2 separate regions of the Mus musculus genome follow, and region 2 is linked to region 1. A link is a loop called in an ENCODE intact Hi-C map of the cell type or tissue named here. Cell type or tissue: left cerebral cortex. All regions are shown on one strand.

Evidence for each region. A loop is a pair of places that touch in the nucleus more often than their neighbours do. Peaks named below come from ENCODE experiments on the same cell type or tissue, not always from the same donor. Only the 100,000 strongest peaks of a DNase experiment are listed, where the experiment ranks them.
Region 2: a loop joins it to region 1, with 1.9 times the contacts of the local background. A loop is called at or near these places in 4 of 42 quality-filtered maps.

Annotation. Positions count from the first base shown.
Region 1 is chr16:91,829,262-91,831,761 of GRCm38, reverse strand. All of the region lies in intron 16 of Itsn1 (intersectin 1 (SH3 domain protein 1A)), which reads right to left. Among named protein-coding and RNA genes, the nearest start is that of Gm52262, 74 kb to the left of the region's middle. In left cerebral cortex, no CTCF peak of the experiment used is centred here; a DNase peak (open chromatin) is centred at 1,285.
Region 2 is chr16:91,883,147-91,885,646 of GRCm38, reverse strand. All of the region lies in intron 28 of Itsn1 (intersectin 1 (SH3 domain protein 1A)), which reads right to left. Among named protein-coding and RNA genes, the nearest start is that of Gm52262, 20 kb to the left of the region's middle. In left cerebral cortex, a CTCF peak has its summit at 1,275; DNase peaks (open chromatin) are centred at 157 and 442; H3K27ac peaks cover 617 bases.

The DNA.
Region 1 (2,500 bases):
GGTTGTATGTAAGATACATTTTATAAACAAATTTATGGTAAATAAATTTGGTCACTGAATGAAGATGCTAAATAGTAATTTAGCTGGGCATACTGGTGTGGTGAATTAAATTCCAGCACTCCAGAGGCAGAGGCAGGGCAGAGTGAGTTCTAGGACAATCAAGGCTACACAAAGAAACCCTGTCTCTAAAAATAAATAAACAAATATACAAATAAACGAGGGGAGGGGAGAGAAATAATAGCAATTTAGTAGCAATACTCACTATCAAAATCTGCTCTTGGCTAGTATACTGGTTAGATGGTTTGCTTGACCCCATCCAGAGTTTAATTCTTAAAGTTCCCATCAAATCTTTCAAGTCTTGAATTTTAGGCATGTCAAGTCAGGAATCTCCAGCACAGGAAGGAGCCTCTATGTCAGGGTGTTGTATGTCTGCCTCACCAACTTTCCTTTATGAGACGATAGCAAAGTGTAACTGCTACAGTGAGATTCTTGTCTTGGGGGCAATGCAGAACTAGGCCCATCTTGAGTCCTATGTAGAGACCGTGTGGGAACCGGGTGAACCTTGCTCAGACTACCACTGGCTATAGTTGTCTCCATCTGATAAATGCATGGAAAATAGCCTCTGTGAAATGGAGCAAGAGTCTCACATTTCTAAGAGCGCAGAATGAAGGGTGAAGGTCGCGGATTTGAGGTCATGTGTTAAACCCAAAGTTGCCAGCAGTGCTGTGATTCTAAGTATGCTAACTTATTATTTATTTTGCAGTGGGATTAAACCTATGGTCTCATTCATGGTAGGCAAATGGTCTATCACTGAGCTGTTGCTATAAGTTTTAATATTCTGGTTCCAATATGAAACAAAGGCCTGCTGTCTGCCTACAGCAAGATTCTGTCCTCATTTTAGATGAAAACTCAAGACTTTCCCTAGCTTATCAGATAAGATAAAAAGCTAATTCTTCCCAGGGTAAAGAAAATGGGTAAGACCTTTAGCGGAAGAATGAGTCTAGGGAAAAGAATAAAAGTAGATTCTGTGATTATGTGTGTATAGAAAGACTATAAAATCCTCAGTCTTTATTGTCTCAGTCAAAACAAAATGCATTTATACCTACAAAAGGAAGCCGTGTGTAGTGCGGTGAGGCCGGCGAGTGACACGGGGCAGCGATCCTCACCGGATCCATGCACGCCCACAGTCAGCTGCTTCACGTGGGCGTGGCGTCCCAGGCAACTCTCCTTAAAGTGTTGTTAGCAGCTAAGGCCGGCCAACAGCTCTGTCTTCTTGCCTGGGAGTGCATAACCTCCACGAACATGAAATGAATCTGCTGAACCCTGACTTACTGCCGGGGCCTTTGAGAAAAGAGCAGCTGTGCACCCGTGGGTGACCGCGCCGGCACGGCACCTCTCTGGGAACGGGAGGAGTGCATCTTACAGCATTTGTGCAGATGCCCCGGAAGCACTGCTGTCTGCTGCAGAAACGCCAAGGGTCAGGCCGAGGCTCCTTCTGGTCTAGTTCCTACAGAAATTTTGCTTGCTATTGAACACATGCTCTAAAGTCAGGGGAAAACCGCTTTGTATTTTCCAGCGTGGTGGACATAAAGAGAAACAGCAGGAGATCACAGAGAAACTAAATGCTAACGCAGTCTCTCAGTTGTCTCATTTCTTTTTTGGTTTCCGCAGATTTCAGAGGAATTCCAGAAACAAAAAAACCTCAGTCAACACAGCCCCTTCAGTGGACCCCCGTGAATGGACGTTAAAGGATCAACAACACAGCTATGATTTGCATTTGCCATATGAACTTTACTGATAATAAGAAGTCAAAATAAGAATGTAGAAGGCAAAAAGAAATGTTATAATTTCAAAATAAGCCTATTTGGGAAAGGGCCAGTGTGTGTGGGGAAAGCTAAGAACTTCTGACACCACACGCAGCAGCGTCACACACACACACACACACACACACACACACACACACACACACACACACACAGAGTCACAAGACCGCGACTCAGTCCATCTGATGGTGCTCTCTGCAGCAATGGCAACAGCTACGAGCACTAACATCTCTAGCCCACAGATCTGAGTGTCAGTCACAAGCCTTTGCCTGAGCATCTTTCCCTAGCATCTGAACCGAGTCTTAGGCCAAACTGGTAGAAAAGCAATCATTAAGGCAAACGCTGTGCTTCTCCTGTGTTCCGAAGCTGACGGTCCTCAAAGGTTTACATCCAGGCACTACCCACTACCTGGAGACTCTGTGAGACTGTCCCCATGTTAAATCCTTTCTGCTTAATACAGCAGTAAGTTACAGTGAGAGCAAGCGAGAACAGCTTTTATTGTACTGGGGATAGAGAACTCAAAGAGGCACCTCCCATACTGATACGACACACACACACACGCACACACACACACACAAACAGGAAAGCAATGTGAAATGAAACACACGTCGGCTACACAGCACTCCCCTAAGGGAGAGTACTTTCCTGGAATTGTACAATTGAGCAAGTTCACTCCT
Region 2 (2,500 bases), 54 kb before region 1:
TCAGCTTCCAGACTTCCTAGAGTTACAGTGGTAGGTTTTGCTCCCTCCCCTTTCTGCACCATTCGGTTTGTTTCTCATTGGGATGGAACAGCCCAGGGTAGCCAAGACGGTGCCAGGAAACCGGCGGGAATTAAGCTATCGTTATAGAAACGCTCTCCACGCCTTCCCATCCACCACTGAGCCTGACCTCAAAGCTGCAAGGTGAGTTAGACTCCATAGCCTGCACTTGTCTCTAAACTTGGGCTCAGTCACACAGATGGCTCAGCCTGCTATGGCGCCTTCTCAAACATCTGTCTTAGCAATGCCCCCCAGAAGGAAGCCAGATCCAAAAGTCCCCCAGCAGCCGGGTGAGCGCAGGGTTCTGGGATGCCGAGACTCCTCCCACTCACTCCACTTCTTTATCCTTTAACCTTTCTTTTTGAGAAAGTCACCTAGGAAACGCTTGAGCTGTGGAAGGCATATTCAGTCCCTGCCCTATTTTAATCCATTGTCCTAAGGGTGAATCCAAGAACCCGGGACTCGGGCCATTTCTTGTTCAATAGCTAAATGTGGCCCCAGCATTTGTGGCTGGGTCCCTCGTGGACACAGTCCCCGTGCTTCCAGTGTTCTCCTGCCCGCAGGGATAGGAGAACTCTTGCACAGTGCTCAGCACCAACATCAACAGTGGGCCAGCAAGTCTCACAAATGTCCCGTTACATCACGGTCCCCTTGGGGCAGCTGTTGGGCCCTGTGGGCTCTTGTACCCAGCTATAAAAAGCCCTATGCACTATACGAAATACCCACACACATTTTGCATACAATTTTTTGGCTTCAGAAGCCTGTTTGCAAGCTGAGAGTGGTGGCGCACACCTTTAATCCCAGCACTCGGGAGGCAGAGGCAGGCAGATTTCTGAGTTCGAGGCCAGCCTGGTCTACAGAGTGAGTTCCAGGGCAGCCAGGGCTACACAGAGAAACCCTGTCTCAAAAAAACAAACAAACAAACAAATGCCTGTGTGCTGCCTCATTTCTTCCTTTGGTGATTTTGTGATCTTCGCCATGGCTGTGCTGAGTCGTGCTGCACTGCAGGATGAAGGCAGGTGCCGGCCTTCCAGGGTCCATCTCAGACCTTGGAGATGCAAAGGTTTGACACTGGAAGTGGTGTCTCCTCTAGTGAAAGGTTCCCCTGCTGAACACACTGCTGCCTCCTAGGCTGAAGCTGAAGCTGACACTGCTATTTCTCTCCGCTCCCCAGGTAGTGCTGGCCCTTCAGGCTGAAGGTGGTGTTGCGCACCCTGCAGGTTGAAGGTGGTACTGCACCCCAAGCTGGAGGTGGTGCTGCACCCCACATGTGGGCTAAAGGTTCTACTGTTCCCACCCCAAGGCTGAAGATAGTACTCTGTCGTTCCCCCCCAGGCTGAAGGTGGTATTTGTATACACACACACACACACACACACACACATACACGGGTCACGGTGGTATTGTCCCCCCACAGGCTAAAGGTCATATTGCCCCTACAAGGCTGATGGTTGTACTGTTTGCCCAGGCTGAAGGTGACACTGCCCCTCTCCAAGTTAATGTCATCCTCATAGTACATCGGGAAGTTACTGCATCCCACCCGCAAGGCTGAGTGTATTCCTGTTCTAACAAGAAAGCAAAGGCTGGAATTGTCAGGTTGGCCCAGGAGTAATGGACTAAAATACACAGGACAGAGAGCCCTCACCACCTGCCAAGAGTCCCTGCTGAGAAATGCCAACTGCTTTCTACAACAAGGGAGTCATGACCAGAAGACACAAGGATGACTGAGAAACTGGAATGAGGTCCTGTTGGGAGAGATGCCTGCCTCTTTGGGATTCTGGAGGCTCCTCTGGGTACAAGTTCTGGAGAACAGCAGGAGGTGCAGGAACATGGCTCAGGGCCAGCTCTGGATGCACTTGAGGGCTGCGGTACACCTTGCCCTAGACAGAGCAGCCTTTGGATGTACACAGCACCCAACCGAGAACTGAGACCCCAGGGAAGCTTGCAGGTTTGAGCTGTTAGCCCCAGAATCCTAAGCTATGCAAGTCTAACTCAAGCAAGCCTTCCTGAAGATGTGAAATGGCCACGCTGGCCCCTGGACCTAGAACCCAGTTAAAGGCAAAGATTTTGTGAGGTTTGTCTCCACGTCACACAGTAACCACATTGGCTTTAGATTCATTCATTCTTTCTTTCTTTCTTTCTTTCTTTCTTTCTTTCTTTCTTTCTTTCTTTCTTTTTAATTCTTTAAACTGACCCTGGGATACCATGAAGATGATTTCCAGACCCAGAGAACCATGAAAGACTTGAAAAAAGTATTCTAACCTCCCCAAATATCCTTTGTTTGAAAAAAAAGTAGTATTTAGAAAAAAACAAGAGGTTTAAAAATCCTCCATTATTCAAAGCAGGGGAACTGGAAAAGTCATTCGATTTAAAAGTTTTCTTTAGGGGGTGTAAAGGTTGTGGCCGCTCCCTTGGGTATCAGGATGCAGGAAGCTTGGCCCAGGG